Regions from separate parts of the Mus musculus genome. Here all the other regions are linked to region 3. Evidence: chromatin loops called from intact Hi-C (ENCODE). Cell type or tissue: heart. All regions are shown on one strand.

Region 1 (5,000 bases), 68 kb after region 3:
CATCTTCAACCATACCCAGAAATAAGAGACAGTGAATTGGAAATGGGACAGGGCCATAGACCCTCAAAGCCCATCTGCACTGATGTGTTTCCTCCTCAAACATCTATAATCTCCTTAAACAGCATTAGTAACTGAGGAGTGGTTGAGGGCTCTAACAAGTGTACCTATATGGAACATTGCCTGTTCTAACCATCAAGGGTGGGACCACAACTTAAAGTCCTGGTTTTGTACTCTTAGGCAAATTTCTTTGCTTCTATGTTTCCAAATTTTCTTCAATATAAAGTCAACAGAAACAGTTACAGCATCTACCTCATATGGTTCTTAAGAGATTCAAAAAAATAAGCATTTTGAAGTACTCAAGACAGTGCCTGATGTGAAAAGTTCTCTAAAAGAGTTTGTTTAGTGTTTGTGACATTCAGGGAATTAGAATACTGCTGTTATCAAATGTTATTTCTTTGCTCACTAGAAAACTCGGCTATACAAATTCTATTCATTTTAAGAGACAAGATTAGATGAAGTCATCTGGGAGATTTTCAGTGTCTCCTCATTAGAATATCATAAATATTTTAATTAGAGCAAAAATTTGCTAGCTAAATATTTAATTTTTTAAAGCATGATTTACTGTATCAATCTTGTATCGAAGTACATTGAAGAATTACCTTCTAATTACTATATTTTGTTTGTGCTTTTCTGTGTATCTTGGTTGAAGAAAATACAAAAGTGTTGAGTCTAGTTTAACTTACTAATCCAACTTCTATACTTCTCTGAAATATCTTTAATAGAAAAATGCCCATGCCATTACATTTAATACTGGCTATGGAATTCTTACCCTCTAACTCTTGGTTCTAAGAACCAATGCTACAGATCGAGGATGATCTGTTTTTGTCTTACCCTATTTTGACATAAGAAGTGCATAAACTCCTTATGCCACCATTATCAGAAGACTGTTCTTAAATTCTGAAAAATATCCCTCTACTATCCCTAGACTTCCAGAAAGTGGAACTGTTACTATATACAGACGAGGGAATCAGTGAGTAGAAAAAAGGCTCTTCCAATGCAACTTTTTAACAATTGTGATAATATTGGGATCTTCTGTACCTGACTTACTAAGATGGTGTCTGTGTTATTAAGTGAATATCCATAACCACTCATTTTAGTAAATTAGGCCTTTCAGATTTATGAAGTAAAATTTTGGTCTTGTTTAATATTTTTAAATTTGAAATTTTCCTCATGAAAAAAATCATTAATGAAATTAGTAGACTCTTATTTATATGTTTAGAGTGAGCCTTTCTGAATTGAAATATTTAAAATGAGTATGTTAGGTATAGTATAGTAGGGTTTAGTTTTGTTTTGTAAGCCAATTTACAATTTTTAAAAGGGTTGGTTAAGTCTGTTTTTATTTGTCTGTAAAATTAGCACATACTATTTTATTATATTTACTGTTTTATATATGCTGCCATTGCCTTTCTGTTAATCTATGTTCAAGGTTAACTTATTTCCTATTGTGTTATAATATCAATTTATGTTGCAAACAAACATGTAATACAACTCATAGAATAGTGTGTCTTTTTATGTTTTCCATGTTTGTACTGTTCTTGTGATTACATTTTTGTTATTGTTCTTGTTATTATATTCTTGATCTGGCCTGTGTTATCTTAAATATGTTCCAACTTAGTCATCAGTTCTGAGGTAATAGTTTATATTTGGTCCCAGAGTTCAGTAAAGTCTCATTTCACATTATTTTGTGTTTTTTCAAATTTCTAGTTTAACTTTGAGTTATATATTTTTTTCAGACTCTTTAAATCCCTGCAAATGCTTGGTTAAGGATATTTCATTTGATTGCCTAAATTGTTTTGCAATAATTCTCCTCATCTGAAATGTTTTGCTCTTCACTTGGTATTTTTGATTACAGTAACTTATGTGAATGCAGAGTTTTTAGTTTCCTTTCATTTGAGTACCTAGTGCTTTCTAGGCTAGCTCTAAGTGGCAAAAAGGGAGGAATGAGCACAAACTACCTTTCTTAGCTTTCTGGCGCCCTCTTCTGTTTCTCTGCTGCTGCGCAGGTTTTGTATATTCTTTATCTGTGTGTGGTTTTGTTAATAACTTATTTGTTTGATTATTTATGTATGTGTTTATTCAAGGCAGAGTCTCATTGTACAACCTTCTGGCTGGCCTGCACTTTAACTCGTGGCCATCCTGCGTCAGCACCCACACTTAGTAGTGGATGCATTTCAGCATCCACAATCAAGGTAAACGAGTAGGAGGATAGGGGTCTGCGTATCTTGGTTTCAGTTTTCTTCATGTTTGTGGAAATTTTATTTCTGACATTTACATTTTCTCTCCCTGTTGCTTCCCCTAAACCTCCACAGTTCAAGTCCTCACGTTTTGCATAATAGGTACAGCTCCCATCTCCAAGGTCCGACCTTTATTTAGTTCATCATAGCCGGACCTCGTCTTCGGTGGGGCAGACTTATTCTCAGCACCTCTGCCAGCAGGGTAGCCCTCTTCTAGAGGAAGATGATTAAATCCCACTCTGTCACACTGATGTCGTTTTTACCGGCAGTCTGTATCTGGCTCCCGAGTCTGGGTATTTGCTTTCCTCGTTTCATGTGAACTGTTCCACAAGTCGGGCTAATCTACACAGGTTGTTGCCAGCTTTGTCCATCTTTAAATCCTCGTATGGCGTATTCAGATGTGTGAAGGCCCTTAAGGTGATCACATCACCCCGTAGAATATTAGTTTTACTTTCCGAGAACTTGTTATACAGGGCCTCCTCTCCTGAGCTGTGAGTCTTTGCCTTATAATTTCTGCATGTTAATCATAGAAATAATAAAGAGGAAGACAATATTTTTGTTTTGTATTTTTGATTTGTTTGTTTTGTTTTTTGAGACAGGTCTCCCTGTATAGTTCCAGCTGTCCTAGAACTCATCATGTAGACCAGGTTGGCCTGGAACTTAAGAGATCTGCCTGCCTCTGACTCCCAAGTGCTAGAATTAAAGGTGTGCCCCACTACATCTGGCCAAAATTTTGTTTTAAAACAAGCACAGTTTCCAGTCATAAAAACAAATCCTTTTTTTTTCCTTTGGAACAACCATCCATACAGATCCTTTGCATGGAACTTCCAGTTACTACGGGCAGAGCGAGAAGGAGATATAGCTCAGTGCTGCCCAGCCAAGGCAGTCTGAAGAGTTCAGAGACCTCAACCCGGGTGGAGCAGGGACTCTTGACTCTAATGGAGGAAGAAATTTCAGAATGCTTCAATATGAAGCAAAGTTGGAGTCTGTTCAGAAAAGATTTTTAACCCGTATTGAGGCACAGGAATCAGGAGGGGGAATTTGAGGAACAGTACAGTACCCCTAAAGACAAGTATAGACTTCTCAAGGGAATCATACATAAGTGTCTTAACAATAGACATATGTAGACTTTGGGCAATTTTTGTCTAAAGGGTTGTCAAAGAACTTCCCTCCCCTCCCACACTCCTTTCCTGTTGGGAGCCGCGCCCACATTCGCCGTTACAAGATGGCGCTGACAGCTGTGTTCTAAGTGGTAAACAAATAATCTGCGCATATGCCGAGGGTGGTTCTCTACTCCATGTGCTCTGCCTTCCCCGTGACGTCAACTCGGCCGATGGGCTGCAGCCAATCAGGGAGTGACACGTCCTAGGCGAAATATAACTCTCCTAAAAAAGGGACGGGGTTTCGTTTTCTCTCTCTCTTGCTTCTTGCACTCCTGCTCCTGAAGATGTAAGCAATAAAGCTTTGCCGCAGAAGATTCTGGTCTGTGGTGTTCTTCCTGGCCGGGCGTGAGAACGCGTCTAATAACACTTTCCCAGTTGGGATGAATGAGATCATATGGTGGGTGACTCCATAGGTCACAGAGTCTGAAACAATCTGTTCTATGCTAAAGAGTTAAGACATATCTTTAGACGAGAAATGAAGTTCATAACTTTATTTGTGTGATTCTCAGACGGTTGAAGGAGACAGAGGAGAAAGAATGAGGTTAGACTCGGAGCATATATATGTTTAGACCTCAAACATGCTTCATTGCTCTTTTAACATTTTATTGAAATATCTAGATTTGATTTTTATGATTTTACCATTAAATCAATTATTATTTGTACACACACACACGTCTGTGTGGGTGCATGATGTGTGTAAGTATGGGTCTGAACACACCACAGGGTGCATTGTGGAAGTCGGAAATTAACTTTGGGGAATTTGACTCTCCCCTTCCATGATGGGATCTCTAGATTCAGCTCATGTAATCAGAGTTGTGTCTCTCACCTCCCAGGTCTCTGGTGCATTCTGGGGGGTGGGGGTGGGGAAACATCCTATTTCCTGAGGTTGCCTGTATACATTCTTTCTGCTGGCTCTCAGGGCTTCAGTCCTTTTCCCTCACCCAATACCAGGTCAGGTTTCCATCTCTCCTCCATTCCCCATGCTCCAACCTGTTCACTTTCCCTCCCAGGTCCTTCCCTTCCTCCCCACTTGTGATTGCTTTCTTCTCTCTAACAAGTGGGACTGGGAGACAGAGGTGTCCTCACTTGGATTCTTCATCTTGCTGAGCTTTTTGAGTTCTGTGGACTGTATTTTGTGTATTCTGTACCATTATTATTATTAATCCACTTTAAAGAGAATTTTCCCCTGGCCAGAGATTGTCTTCACTTGGAATTTACATATGATGAATGGAATGATGTTGGCCCCCATAGGCTCACATGCTTGAGAATGTGCTCTCTAGTTGGTGGAAGTGTTGGGAAGGATCAGAAGGCGTGGTCTTGTTGGAGGAGGTGTGTCACCTTTGGTGGGCTTCAGGCTTCAAGAAATTTTCCTTTTCTGGTGTTTTTTTTTTTTCTTCCCTATTTTAGAATCAAGATGTGAGCTCTCTCTGTTCCCTTCAGCACACTTTTGCTCTGCTTTAATGGGCTCTGCCTGAAACTGTAACCCCAATTAAATGCTTTCTTTTGTAGGCTGCCTTGGCAACAGAAAAAGAAACTAAGGCTC
Region 2 (5,000 bases), 590 kb after region 3:
TGTGTGTGTGTGTGTGTGTGTGTGTGTGTGTGTGTATGTGTGTGTCTGTCTGTCTGTCTTGTGTCTTTGTGTGTTTCTGTTTCTGTATGTGTCTGTGTGTGTCCATCTGCGTGTATCAGTGTGAATGAATGTGTGCATCTGTGTATGCACATGTCTATGTCTGTGTGTGCCTGTGTGTCTGATGTGTGTGTGTGTCCGTCTGTCTGGTTTGTGTGTGTGTATGTGCATGTTCATGTGTATGCACTCATGCACACATGAAAAACTCCAAACACAAGCAAAAGGGCTCCTTTGATAAAAAGCTTTTTCCATCCTCCTCCTGGTGCTGAGCTCCTTCAGTCATCCAGGGCTTCACTAGAGATGGAAACCCACTAGCTATGAGACTCACTTCCCCACTTAATTTATGATTTGTCTCCCTCAGTACTTAACCTTGACAGCCTCTGTCATCAAATACCAATCAATGTTAATCCATTTTGACATCCTCGCCTTTCCACCTGCTGCCCTCTAGTGGAAGTGCTGACAAGTAGCAAAATAGTAACCAACCAAGAACTGACTAATGCACACAGGTCACCACATGCCCGCACTGGATATCACTGACCATAACTATGCCAGGAATTATCAGGACCACCTCAAGCTGTTTAGACTTCATTGGCACACAATAGACTGGCACCTATACATGAGCTTCTTTTCAGGCTTCTACCACAAGATTACACTCTCTATTCTCCCTCTTCCTCCTCTCTACCATCCTCCTCTTTTTCTAACATAAATCCCAAATTCCACTCTCTCAAAAAATAAAATAGTTCTTCATCTACCTCCTCATCATTTGGATTTTGGAAAAATTTAAAAGTTGCAGGGTTTCTTTCCTTCCAGGCACCAAGTAACAAGGTGAAAGGGTATTGATTGGGTATTATCATTGTGAAGTGATGTCATCCTAGGTCCTTTGAGATCCTGGGGTGGTCCTGTCTCATCCAAGAAGCAGTAAAATTAAAAAGCCTTTAAAGGTCATGGAATATCACACAGCTAGTGGAACAGCTAGTCCCGCAATGCAACCTGGGTAGATTAAGGCTCTCCTGTATTTCTTTAAGGTTCTCATTGTCTGGTCTTCTATTTAGTAATATGAAAATAACTTCTATGGGAAATGATGTTCGATCCAACTTAATGGTACTTACTGTATTTGTGGCAAAACCATTCAGCATTCATGTTGTTAGTGTTTAACAATTACCCTGTCTCTCTACAAACCCCAGTCCTCATTTTTTAAAATTAGGTATTTTCCTCGTTTACATTTTCAATGCTATCCCAAAAGTCCCCCAGACCCATACCCCCACCCCCTACCCACCCCCTACCCACCCCCCCACCCCCTACCCACCCCCCCACCCCCTACCCACCCACTCCCCCTTTTTGGCCCTGGCGTTCCCCTGTGCTGGGGCATATAAAGTTTGCAAGTCCAATGGGCCGGATCCAGAGTTGCTTAGCAGAGGAGCTAAGTTGAGGTAGGTAACTTTGGATGGATGATAAAGATTGTAAAAACTACACAGCTGATGCAGTTGATCCTAGATTTCATGAGGCAGCTGCTGTCTTCTACCAGCTTTGGGGAAAACTAGTTATTTATTTGATAACCAGCAGAGCAGAACCTTAACTCGAGCACCAATATAAATGCCTACCCCTCTCCTACCCCCAAATCACATATGATCACCAACAACTTTAAGCTTACCCTTTTTAGTGTGTGATGGTTTTTCATATTCTTCTTTTGTTAGCTTATTTTAGTAATTTTCCTTAAGGCACACACTAGTGTGAGGTTTCTATTGGCCAATTTTTCTTGAATAACAGCTATGCAGCATTATTCTTAGTAGCATACTCTCATACAACATCTTCAACCTCTTCTTAATATCTTTTAGATTTATTGATTTTATTTTATAAATCTTTTGCCTGTTCACGTGTATGTGAGTGCATGCATGTGTGGTGTCAGTGGAGGTCAGAAGAGGGTGTCAGGTTTGCAACTGGAGTTTCGGATGATTGTGCGTCAGAGTGTAGGTGCTGGGAACTGAACCCAGGTACTCCGCAAATGTAACAAGTGCTCTCACCTGCTGAGCTGACTCTCCAGCCCCAAGCTCCTCGACTTTCTAACTATACTACAGGGAGGGGTGTACCTCTGTCATGACACTTCTCAATGGAGACTGAAGGATTTCTTTTCAAATTTGGATTGGCTCTGTCTCCCTACATGGCTGGTAAAGTAAGAAAAGAAAACTATCTTGAAGTTGGATTTCTCATCACTTCTAAGCTTTGGTTTTTTCTTTGTTTGTTTGTTTGTTTGTTTTCAAGACAGGGTTTCTCTATATAGCCCTGGCTGTCCTGGAACTCACTTTGTAGACCAGGCTGGCCTTGAACTCAGAAATCCACCTTCCTCTGCCTCCCAAGTGCTGGGATTAAAGGTGTGCACCACCACGCCCAGCTACTTCTAAACTTTGTTATCTGCTAGGTAAATAAATTTCCAGGCTTCCAGGGCAACTGTTAAACCCCTGTTAGTTTACACGTGTGAATCTACAGACCAGACTCATCCAAAGCCTGCAAAAGCCCTTCCTACTCCACACGATCTGTGTTTTGTGCAACAGTTGAGGTTCCAGAAGAATTAATAAATCAAGAATTAATGAATCTGCTTTCCTGCTGTCCTGCCCACTGGTGCTTTTCTTGCCTCCTGGCTCTCAGCTCCAAGGATTCCTTCTATCCCCTCCTCAATTTTTCTCCTTTAGTTTTCTAACTCATAAACAGTCTGTCAACAATGCTAAGATGCCACCACAACTAAAAGGATTCACAATTAAGCCTGTTATTGAATAAATAGGCCCATATAAATGCTGGGGTTGTATCTTATTTTTACATGTATTTGAGTTTGAACGTTCTAATGGCTGGCAGCTGAGATTCAGGAGCCTGTTTCAGGGTTGGAGAGATGGCTCAGTGGTTAAGAGTACTGAGTGTTCTTCCTAAGGTCCTGGGTTCAATTCCCAGCAACCACATGGTAGCTCACAATCATCTGTAATGGGATCTGATGCCCTCTTCTGGAGTGTCTGTAGATAGCAACAGTGTACTCACATATATAAAATAAATAAATAAATAAATCAGGTACCTGCTACATATCCTTTCAATCTCTTCCTATAGCAAGCACTGAAGGTTTCATAAGGTGTAAAAAGAATTGCTATCTATTTTCTGACGTTGTTTTTAGTCTGTTTCTGTTTCCATAGTTTCTTTGCTTTTAAATTATACTTAAATAGTATGTACTATTCCCCTGCTTATGAACCCTTTTGAAGTTTGGAGATGTCAAAGAATATATGTATCTTTATGTTTTGAAAATGAAATTCTGAATAAATACCAAAAAGTGTATTTTATTTGAAGAAACCTAAAAAGAAAAAAAAAAAGGTGGAGGTAAACTCATAGGTCTGAGAGAGACATTTTCTAATGTACTATCAGTGATGCTAACCTAATGAGAGTCACAGGTGGTTATATAGTATGCAGGCAGTACAGCTGATAGTGGTCAGGACATAGGCTGGATTCCATGCTGACCCTGCTGACCTCACAGAAGTGACTTCATTGTTCTATGCCTCTGTTTCCTCATTTATAAAAGGGGATAATTAGATACTTAACACAAAGGGTTATTGAGAGGATTGAGACATATAAAGAACATTCAAAAAGCCTGTATAAACGTAAGCTGTTATCACGTGTAGAAGAAGAAAACAGAAGTCAGAGTTTTTAGGCACCTTGGAACATGGTTTCATTCTCTTTCCTCCTCCTTAGCCTTCTCTGACTATGTTGGCCCTTACAGCACACTCCTGTGTCCTAGGTCACTCTCCAAACTTTCAAAGAGTCCATGAAAGTATTTAGAAGGAAAGGGTACATATGTGTCAGGGTTTGTGATGGTTAATAATACTTTCCAACTAAAGTATCCATGTCCAATGATAATGGGCTTTAGGGCAAGAGAAAGCACCTTTTTTCTAACACTATATTTAAATGAGTGATTTTTTTTTGTTTTAAAGTTAGAAATGTACCCTACATAATTAATAGCTGTTAAGTGCTGAGAGCAGAAGAATCGGTCTTCTCTACAGACAAGTCCCCAATAGGTTGCCCAACCCCAAGCAGTCATCCCTAGACACATGTATACATGAACAAAAATACATTAACCCAGCATGTTATTTACATATGTATGTGTGTCTGATTATGACAATAATAATTAAAGGCTAAGAGGCCATGAATTTGAGGAGTTGGGAGAAAGTGGGGAGACTTGGAGGAAGGAAGGGCAGAAATTATGTGACTACAGTAATGGTATAAGAAATTCTCAAAATATAAATGTAAAGATTTTTTAATTAAAAGAGAAATTGACCCTATAATTGAAAAAAAGAACCACTGGGCTTGGGTAGAAAGGACAAACACTCTGGAGATTTCATACCTGCTCTTAGGCAAGAGGTTACACTTGAACAACACTTGTCTTCATCCGTTTAGGGGCACAGTGCCCTCATTTTGCAGAGGTAATGCCCATGAAAAGCAACAGGAAGCAGAGTTATCCTTCAAGAAAGCAGTGCGTTTGGAATATCTTTCCAGACTCTCTACTCTTTACCATTCCTCCCCCAGGGCCCCACTGACCTCAAAGGTCCCCTCTTGCCAGGTCATAGAGGACATCTGAACTAGAGGACTGGATCTCCAGCCAAAGCTAGTAAAGGTGAAGAATGCTTGGCTAAAAAAAGCCCAAACACGTGGCACTGAGCATAGCAGAGGCAGCTTTTGTTTTTGCTTGTTTGGTTAGTTGATTTTTAGAGAAATGGTATACATAACATGGTAGTTTTAAGGGTCAAAATATGGAATTGTCACATACATGAGATCAGTCATTCCTAAACACTGAGCCCAAGAGTCCTATACACCAAAAAGAGGGTGTGTAACCTTGTCTTAATTTTTCCTTATTGAGTTTTTAAGCGTATGAGTATCTTTTAAACAAAGAATCACCTTTGTTTAAAATACAGTAG
Region 3 (5,000 bases):
GGTAGACTAGAGGTGAATAATTTAAACTTAGACAAACATGCACTGTCAAAAGAAAGTTTTTGACCTTGGCCCAAGGACATCCCTGTGTCCTGGTTTTTTGCATCTGCTCCATCACTTGCAGCAGGTTGGCTGGTGGTTAAGTGCATCCAAATTTGCATGCAATTACCCAAATGCCTCCTTTGAGGAATTTAACAACGCAATGACTCAGTTCTGAACCATTCCCTAGCACACGAGGGAGTCCTGTGATGACATCTTTAGATTCTCAACACTCAGAGATTGAAGGCAAGGAAATGAGCAACAGGGGAAGGAGTTCAAGAGCACACAGTGCAAGTAAATGCCCTGCGTGATGCACTCTTCTTAAGTTCAGGACTGCAATTTGAAACCTCTTCAAAGAAAACTTTGCAGGTTCGGGAAGAGGCTCCTGAGCAAACTGAACACTCCAAGGTGAATCCACCCTCCTCCCCACCCTCCTCCAGCACTCAGTTCCTTGGTCCCATACTCAAATCCAACCCGAATGTGTGCTTAGAGGCTAGACCCTCTACAATGTATAAGCAAAAATATCCACCACCAGCTAGTCTGCTAGGAGGGCGACTCAGGATACCATTCTGTGGGTCAAGGTGTTTGGGTTTTTTTGTTTTTGTTTTTGATTTTTGTTTTTTTACGGTCTTTGAACATTGCAAGTCTCTAACCCGGAGGGGACGGAGAGGAATTCAAAATAAAGGACCGAGGCGTTTGCAAACTGCAGCGGAGCGCCGCCAGCCCTCCTTCTGCTTCCAAACGCTTGGCAGGCTAAATCGCCCCGTGACAAGAGCTCCAGTCCGGGTTCCCCTTTCTACCGCCATATAGGGAAGGGGAGGATGGGGAGCGGCAGTCCGCCTCCGCAGCGCACAGCATCCGCCCACTTGGCGGTGAACTTGAGCCAGCAGCGGTTAACCCGGCCCGGGGTTCTGGGCCTCAGCCGGCGCCAGCAGCTCCCTCAGGTGGGGCGCAAGCCTCAGCGCGCCGCCCTTCTCCGCTCCTCTCCTCCAACCGGCCCTTACCTAGGGCGACGGCCCCGGGGACCCCCTTCCCAAGGGCGTCGGCCTGGAGCCTGGAGTCTGTAGGAGTGGCGGGAGATGGGGACGCGAGTCCCTGGACGCCGACAGTCTGTCTCTAAGGCGTTGCTGCGTGGCTTTGGTACACAGAGCCTCGACCGCTTCTCCACCGCTGCAAGCACAGCGGGGAAGTGGATGGAGAAGCAAAGACAGACAGACAGACAGACAGACAGACAAGCGGCGGCGGGGCTACCCTGAAACCCGAGCGTCTCCAAGCCCCCACCCCCAACCCCCGGGCACGGCGCTGCAGATGCCAGATCCCCGACCAGAGGCGGTGGAGATGGGCAGGGCAAAGAACGCGCGCGCCGCTCGCAGCTCGTCCGCGCGTGGCCTTCCTCTTGCCCCCCTGCACCTTCAATTTACCTTATGCAGGGCGCCCCGCGAGCTGCGGGCTGAGGCGCCGAGCCGAAGCCCAGAGGACAGGAGTTTGAGAGCCGCCATCTTCGGCCCCGGGTGCGGGAGACGGTGGCGCGCGCGGGAGTGCGTGCGAGTGCTGGTTGCCCGGGGCCGCGGCGGCGTCACCGGCTAAGAAGAGAGAAGGCAAGGCGAGCGGTAGGGCGGGCTGGAGGCTCGACCGCGCGTCAGTGACGTCCTCGGGACCTCAGAGCGGTGCCGCCCCTTGCTGCCTGCTGGCTTGTCAAGAAGCGAGACAGGGAGGGGCTCACGGCTAGGAATGGAAAGGCTGCACAGCTAGGACGAGCCCCGCGGGTTGTGCCGGGGCCGGAGGTGCTGGGCTCCAGCTCATCTGCGGGCACACCCGCAGCGGCGGGCGCTGCACTCAGGCTGGAGGGGGCGCTAGAGCCTGCCTTCCCCTCGCGCAAGGCTTGGCATCAACCAGGGTTTCGGGTTGCCAAGGGCCTGGAGGGTCTCTTACTGAACGTGTTACTTTTCCAAATCGCCCTCTGGAATGAGTACAGGTACAAAGGGTCACTGATAAAGATCTCCTTCCAGATCTAGACAGCTCACCTTTCCAACATTTCTCAACCCCAACACCCACAACTCTCTTCAAGTCTGGTTTTGCCCTTAGTTTCCTCTGAAACCCAGCAGCGTGCTGACTGACCCTCATGAGACATGACCTGCTTAACCGACAGAGGGACAAGATTAGAACTGGGCTGTTGTTCCCCATCATCCTACTCTGTGTTCCAGAATTTTCCTGGAACCGGAGTCCCAACAATTCCAGAAATTACAGAACAGGTATAAGCACAGAAGTGTCTGTCTCCTCTCCTCCTCGTCCTTGTCCATGTTGTATAATTCCCCTCACCTTGTAATGCTCTTCCTGTTGCAGTTTTGTATGAGAAAAGCCAGTCAAGGGACACAATGAACACAAAAATGCTCGGCACTAAATTTAGCTAATATTCGGTGGTGGGTTAACTTCATCGTTTTGGAGGTTTTCGTTTTGGAGTTTGTTTTTTGCTGTTTTGTTTGAGGAAGGATCTCTAGCTCTCTTAGGTCCCACTGAAACTCTATATATGGCTCAGGCTGACCTCCAACTTTTTTCTATTGCGGCAGCCTATCCCAGAGTATGTGCAATTGTGCCTGGCTCAAGCCTTATCTTTTGACTGGCACCCAACCGGCCTGAACCATTTCTTCAGGACGTTCTACACTCACCGCCGAGTTTAAAAGACCACTTGGAAGCCCGGGAAATCCTTTTATTGGATTAAAAGCCCATCGAGTCCTGGAAGAACAGTTTAAATTTGAAGTGATGCAAAACCCATGACAACAGTAAATGACTCTTTAACTTCCTTAAAAAGTATGCCGATACAATGAAGGATGAACAGTCCTGTTTAATTAAAACCTGTCTACTGGCCTGGGGAGATGGTAAAGACACTTGCCTCCAAGCTTAGTGACCTCAGTTTGATCCCTGGGACCCACATGGTAGCAGGGAAGAACCAACTCCAGCCAAGTCCTCCTCCGACCTCACATGCACTGCAGCGAGTGCATGCCTGTGTATGTGCGCCAAAACAAATGAATAAGGAATTTAAAAATCTGCACAGAAAAGCAACTACCTCAGTACTCCCTTAACTCAAAAATGTCTCCTGTAAAGATTACGGTTTTAACATGGAAATAAAATATCAAGTTAAACTATCATCTGATTGCATAGGAGAAGTGAACTCAGTAATCCTGGATATTTTGGGGGCGCATTTTAATAAGCTGTGAAGAGTTCGAATGTTTAAACCGAAGTCCCATGACTAGCCCTAACATGGCGGCTGTTGTGCTGCAGTTTTGAGAAGGAACAACAAAAGCTGGTACTACAGTTGTTCTTCCACTTTTTTCCTTCCAGGGCCACGTGAAAGGGAAAAAAAAAAAAAAAAGCACTGGCAACTTGTCTCGTAGTCATCTGACTCACTCTTCTTGGCTGGTCACATGTATTTCTCCTAAATGAAGACGGTGGATATTTTAAATTTATTATTCTGCAGAATTAAGGCTGCTAGGAAAAACAAAACCAAAACAAACAAAAAAGCAAAACCAGCCTCCGTACTGCACAGCCAGAAGGGAGAGGGGCTGCATTTTTTGATAAGCCCACGGCTTCATTTTACATCAGCTCAACAATGTGTAAGGCATCAATTCAACTTGAAAGAGTGTTTATTCTGTACCAATCTTTTTTCCTGATTCTACAAAAGCCATTTTAATTTATAACTTGCATATAAAAAGTCTGATTCTTTTAAATTTCTTATTAGTAGGACCATTTCCCTCTCCCATTATGTAGGCATGGGGATTGAGGACTGAATCTAAGGCCTCCTGCGTGGGCATTCCCAATGAGTATATCCCCTGTTCTGTTTTTAAGTTGCCCAGCTGAGCCTTAAATACACTCTGTAGTCCAGGCTGGACTGGAACTTCTCATCCTTCTGCCTCAGCCTCCCAAGTAGCTAGGATTATAGGCCTGCAATTGCAGGGCCACTTTCCTCAGTACTCTGAAAAGCAGTTTCTAACCAATATTCTACATTCATGAGATTTTCCTTGTAAAACCTTATACCACTTAACATTCACACTCTTAAAAAAAAAAAAACTGGCTAATGAAATTCAAAGACTTAAAAAAATTCCACACAGGTAATAAGGAAAGGGTTATGTTCTGAGGTTGTAGGTTGAGGTGTCCTTCACCAGGTAAATGTGACCTGTTAGATTGTAGTGGCAATGTTTCTGCTTGAGAGATTTCATTTTCATTCTCCTGAGATATTGTGCCATAGCTCATGCCTTTACTGAAGATAAGACACCCTTTCCTTTTGGTTAGCAGCATGTTCCTCCAGGATGAAAATCCAGGGCAGCTGAAGACTTGTTTTCAAATGTCGTCTAACCGGCTTAACTAGTGGTAGGAGTTTTATCTATGTGGTATGAGGCAGTTACAAAAATTCATAAATGCCTCATTCTATATAATGGTCCTTTAAGCAGTGTTTGAGATCTTTCAAACACTTGTCCTTCAGTAGGAAAACAAAACTTATCTCAAGGTTCTTATCAATTTGTAAAGCTAAAGTATTTTTTACTATGTAAATCATTGATTTGCCTATTTTATTAACTTAATATTTTCAAATTCCTTTGAAGCAATGATGTTTACTCAATTTTGTTTAAGTAATACATTAAAATGAATCAGATTGTTCCTGTTATATTTTTTATAGGAGAAAATGAAAATATATGAGTTACACAGTCAAAAAATGAAAATGAGAGTCATGTTACGGTGCTAAGAAAACTTCAGGAGAAAAACACAGCCATCTAAGTGTGCTCAGCTTCAGCATAGGACACCTGCTTTGGATTCTCAGCCTCTCCAATGTCAGGGAGAGACTGCCATAATTGACTTTGTTCCCCCTGAAACTGTGAGCCCAAAAATGAGTCCTTTCTTCTATAAACTGGTTTTGATCATTGTGTTTTATCACAGCAACCGTTAAATACAGAAGTTGGTGCTAGAGTGGGCTG
Region 4 (5,000 bases), 48 kb after region 3:
CAGGTTGGCACACCAAGTTGTGGAAGCAGTTGCAAGAACTATTATAGCCACAAAACAAAGACCATACATCAAATACATATACCACCTACGCTGATGAGGGCATTATGTACACAGCCTAGATAAAATTGGCTACATCTTGCCTGGCTTTCAGATGTTACAACATTATTTACTTTAAAATCGGTAAAGGGGGCAGGTGTTTGAGAGATGGTTCAGCAGTTATAAGAATGTACTGTTCTTTCAGAGGGCCTGAGTAGGTGGCTCTCAAGGGTGTGGTTTCCAGTTCCAGGGTTTGTGATGCCTGTGGCCTCTGCTGGAACCTGAGTGCTCATGCATATATCCACATACATGTAGTTAAATAAAATTTTAAGCAAAGCTTACAAGTTTCACCCAACCTCATGAGGTTAGACCAAAACCAGATTGAAGTTAATATTAAAAGAGCTACGCTTGAGGCAGTTTTGGCTTCCCATCTACAATAGTTTCTCCACAGCACGATGTTCTAGTCAGCCAAGGTTATCTTTAATAACACATAAGGCTCCTGATAGCCTCCACGGGCTCAGTTTTTGCTCAACTCCAAGTGGTAGATTGCTGATTCCAAAACACAGAAGCACACATACAGCCTACTTAATATCTAACGCTTAAGGGGAAGCAAGATTTCAGAAAAAGGGTGGCTGTTCAACAAGCCCTAGCTCCCAGGTCCTTGTGGTGACGCACAGAGGCAGGGAGGGACCCGGAGGATGTGTAGTGTGGGAGGGTTTGGGCTAACGGGGTGAGTCATTCCGGGCCACCTCGGCCTGGAGCCCTGCCCAACCGACCAGCCCGGGTCGTACCAGCGGGGCGGAGGCGGAGGCCGAGCGGCTGGGGAGCCCGTGCGCCCCGCGGTGTCGCGCGGAGCCTGCGACCATGGCTGGAAGCGAGCCCCGCGGAGCCGGCTCCCCGCCGCCCGCCAGCGACTGGGGCCGCCTGGAGGCAGCCATCCTGAGCGGCTGGAGGACCTTCTGGTATTCGGTGGCCAAGGAGCGGGCGACGCCGACGGCCTCCCGGAAGGAGGCGGCGGAGGAGACGAGCGCGCTGACGCGGCTGCCGGTGAGCCGAGGCCGCAGGCCGCGCACAGAGACCGCCGCAGGCCGGGGGCCTGGGCCGGCAGGGCAGCCACTTCCGGGTGTGTGCTCGCCTGGAAGTGAAGTGGCCAGGATTGCCTTGATGGTAACTCTTGGTATCCCCCTGCCAACCAAGGTCGCACTACAACACTCACTAATGACCAGCGAGATCACCCACAGGTTGTCAGTCATCCTATTTGGATGTCTGGAAATCTGATGAAGGAAGTGGGTTAGCTTGGAAGGCATTCCAGTGTCTTTCTTCTGCACATTTTAATCCCTAGTCAATGTATTCCAGTTAGGGGGGGGGGGGGGTCGCCTAGAGCAAGCAACTCTGACATATCCAAAGCAACAAAACTGCCACATAATTGAAACCAGTAAAGTTACAAGTACCTCAAGTTAGGTCAGGCTGCAAAGAGGATGCATGCAATTTAAAGTTTCAGAGAAAGATAAAATAAATAAATAAATAAATAAATAAATAAATAAATAAATAGATTATACATTGTTGATGACAATTCCTTTATCTCAGTTGGGTTATTAGTACATCCCACTGACATTCACTCTAAATGAAAGCCACAGGCTTAGGTTACCTCCAAGCTTCTCTCAGGTGTCCTCGGAACCTGATTAATACTCTATAGAGAGAAATTCAAATGACAGGTTCACATGCTTTCATTTGATCTAGTGATAAAATCAGAAAAACCGCCACTTTGTTTTTTTAGATTTATTTATTTATTTATTTTATGTATATGTGAGTACACTGTCACTGACACACCAGAAGAGGGCACTGGATCCAAATTACAGATGGTTGTGAGCCACCATGTGGTTGCTGGGAATAGAACTCAGGACCTCTGGAAGAGCAGCCAGTGCTCTTAACCTCTGAGCCATCTCTCCAGCTTGAAAAAAATCTCCACTTGACACTCATTTATTTTTGAAGAACAAATTAGTAACTGGTACATCAACATACTCATGGAAAGAAATGAAAGGAACTGGTTACTTTGCTTGAAAAATAGAAAGGCAGAGCTTGAGTTTGCAACATTTCAGGTGTGTTAGGGATGAAAATGTTTAGTTTTGAATTTTCTATTGGTGGAGGGATGTTAAGATAGACTTATGTATTTTAAAGAACCAGTCATTCAGGCGACCTTCAGTACAATGATTCTTTACTGATTAGGCCACCGCAAACAGTTGCCCCAGACAGATGACCTCTTTCTTTCATGCTGCTTGCCTCTCTTTCAGGTTGATGTGCAGTTGTATATCTTGTCGTTTCTTTCACCCCACGATCTGTGCCAGCTGGGAAGTACAGATCATTACTGGAACAAAACTATAAGAGACCCAATTCTCTGGAGATACTTTCTGTTGCGGGATCTCCCTTCTTGGTCTTCGGTTGATTGGAAGTCACTTCCAGATCTAGAGATCTTAAAAAAGCCAATATCTGAGGTCACCGACAGCACTTGTCTTGATTACATGGAGGTGTAAGTATCTATTTCTGAGAATTGACAAGAGATACTAAACTCTAAATAGTGCACATTAGTTCTGACCCTGACGTTAGCTTGCTGCATAGGATTTGTCTGAATGCCCCTTGTTAAAATTAGGCCTTGAGCTAATTGACTTTTTTTCATAGGTCCCTTAGAGCTTTAATCTTTTGTTATTTTCCTGTGGTGACTAACCAGTATTTGATTAATTATATCTGGTATGGTAGACAAGAAAAAAAATTTTCTTAAACTTCTCATAATATTTGTAGTACTTTCCATTATGTTAAATTGTATATGCATATTCATACTCAGAGGAAGAATTTCCAAAGATCAGGAAACAGTTCTTTTTGATGGGGAAGAAGACTGTTTTTAAGACTACATGAAATACTTTTTATTATTATTATTATTTAACTGCCTGAAAGCCTCCAAGTTTCTTGAGTATCATGTACATGAGAAAGTTGCTTTTATTGAGCAAATGCTGCATATTGGATTCTATGGGCGTCTGCTCTGGGTATGTCCTTTTCCAACCTAAAGACTTTATCTTTGTGTTAGGGATGTAGGGGGCCAGAGAAGTTACATGGTTTGCATATAATATAGGGTGTAAAGAATTGGTTAATATTATTGTGTACCCTCAGAATATGTCACTGTACATAGGTAAAACTTGCTTTATTGTGAACTCCACATTTAAATCATAATAAAGCAAATTCAAAGAATCTTTGTCCTTTGGCTCTAAGAATGGTTTTACTTTGATTCAGTAGCTACATATAGGATTTCCTCCTCTACTTTCTTGCTCAATCTCTCCATCCCAGACAATAGTTATCATGTCAGATAACAGGAGACGACTAGATCAAAATGTATATGATCTCTATAGATAATCTCAAATTCCACTGGCATTTCTCTTTAAAAATTACTCTTATTTTTTTTGTATGTACATGTGGGTGGGTACGCATATTACATGCTACAGATGGAGGTCAGAGGACAACCTTTTGGAGTCCAGTCTCTGCTCCCACCATGTGGGTCCCTGGGATTGAATTCCAGTCACCAGGCTTGGTAACAAGCCCTGGACCTGCTGGGCCATCATGGTTTCTGTCACGTGATTTTATTTTGCTAATTTTCAGCAAGGTCTAGTCGGGCCTCCCTGTGTTTTTATTTAGTGTTTTGAATCAACTCTTATGTGGAAACTACTAAAGGGGTGATTATGAAGCTTGATAGTGGCTTTAGTCATGTTTTTACATTTCTGAGATTTAACGCTAAGTATCTGCAGTATATCTTTATTATGGGGGCTCTCAATCTTAGCATTATTGACATTTTGGAACAGTTTTGGGGGACTGTCCTGGAAGTTGTAGGACATGTGCTAACATCTATGGTTCTACTGAGTCGCTGTTACTATCACAGCCTTCTCCTCCCCAATGTGAACATGAAATTGTTCAGATACTGCCACAGACTATAGGATAAAACCTTTCTCAGGAAGAGTTTCAACTATTCAAACAAACATTAGAACACGTCTTTTATGGAAGAAACTAAATTAAAGAAAGTAAATAATGTCTTCCTTAGGGAGGGTTCCGCAGTTTTATGACCACCCCCACTCTCTAGCATCTGTGTTTTTCCTTGTCACAGCAATCTACATACATGTTAAAATGGTATCTATCCTGTACTGAGAGGGTTGAAACTATAATCTTTACATTACTGTGTCTTACAGAGGACTCAGTAAATGATATATTCTCAAATGAACAGCAAGTTAAATGTTTTCTATTTTATTTTCTAATTGTGACAATTTTATGCAGTTATAAAATGTGCTGTCCATATACGCGAAGAGCCTTGAAAGCCAGCCGTCCTATGTATGGAGTGGTTACCTCTTTCTTACACTCACTGATCATTCAGAATGAACCCCGGTTTGCTATGTTTGGACCAGGTTTGGAAGAACTGAACACATCCTTGGTGTTGAGTTTGATGTCTTCTGAGGACCTTTGCCCAACTGCTGGTTTACCTCACAGACAGATTGATGGTAATTTTCATGTTAATATACAATACATAGTCATAATAGTACTTGGAGCTTGACATTAGTGTTAAACAGAGAGACATTTAAAAATTAAATTTTGTAATGAAATATAGAAATTGGTGAATGGGCCCCGGTCCTACTAAATGGGAAAAAAATTAGTATAAGAAGTACTTTTTTCTTAGTTTTTCAAGTTGTTATAATTTAGAATTTAATTATATGTTAAAAATAAATTTCAACAGAAATAAATTTCAAAATTTCTCATGTTTATCCTGAGAGAAATTTACCAAGAAAACCACTGAATATAGATTTGCAAATTAATTTTTATATATTGGGATTTTAAAAAAGGATCTATATCATTACCTCCCCTGTACAGAAAAAAAAAATCCATGAAACAGCATGTGGCCTCTTGGTGAGGTGGGAATGTATCGTTAACATAAG

The links. A loop is a pair of places that touch in the nucleus more often than their neighbours do. Peaks named below come from ENCODE experiments on the same cell type or tissue, not always from the same donor. Only the 100,000 strongest peaks of a DNase experiment are listed, where the experiment ranks them.
Region 1: it touches region 3 in a loop (3-fold over the local background); 10 of 42 quality-filtered maps call a loop at or near these places.
Region 2: it touches region 3 in a loop (2.5-fold over the local background); 2 of 42 quality-filtered maps call a loop at or near these places.
Region 4: it touches region 3 in a loop (2.4-fold over the local background); 8 of 42 quality-filtered maps call a loop at or near these places.

What each region holds. Positions count from the first base shown.
Region 1 is chr15:3,955,216-3,960,215 of GRCm38, reverse strand. No RefSeq gene overlaps it. Among named protein-coding and RNA genes, the nearest start is that of Fbxo4, 22 kb to the left of the region's middle. In heart, a CTCF peak has its summit at 2,042 (motif pointing left); no DNase peak of the experiment used is centred here.
Region 2 is chr15:3,437,241-3,442,240 of GRCm38, reverse strand. All of the region lies in intron 2 of Ghr (growth hormone receptor), which reads left to right. Among named protein-coding and RNA genes, the nearest start is that of Ccdc152, 140 kb to the right of the region's middle. In heart, CTCF peaks have their summits at 506 (motif pointing left) and 3,037 (motif pointing left); a DNase peak (open chromatin) is centred at 4,710.
Region 3 is chr15:4,023,307-4,028,306 of GRCm38, reverse strand. It overlaps Oxct1 (3-oxoacid CoA transferase 1), which reads right to left and starts at 1,879. Exons shown (of 17, transcript NM_024188.6): 1 at 1,458-1,879. The coding sequence starts at 1,535. It overlaps BC037032 (cDNA Sequence BC037032), which reads left to right and starts at 901. Exons shown (of 2, transcript NR_028266.1): 1 at 901-2,288; 2 at 4,963-5,000. In heart, CTCF peaks have their summits at 866 and 1,880 (motif pointing right); DNase peaks (open chromatin) are centred at 876, 1,746 and 2,616; H3K4me3 peaks cover 2,702 bases; H3K27ac peaks cover 2,454 bases.
Region 4 is chr15:3,975,325-3,980,324 of GRCm38, reverse strand. It overlaps Fbxo4 (F-box protein 4), which reads left to right and starts at 752. Exons shown (of 7, transcript NM_134099.2): 1 at 752-1,083; 2 at 2,328-2,563; 3 at 4,348-4,568. The coding sequence starts at 901. In heart, CTCF peaks have their summits at 981 and 1,877 (motif pointing right); a DNase peak (open chromatin) is centred at 774; H3K4me3 peaks cover 1,242 bases; H3K27ac peaks cover 1,485 bases.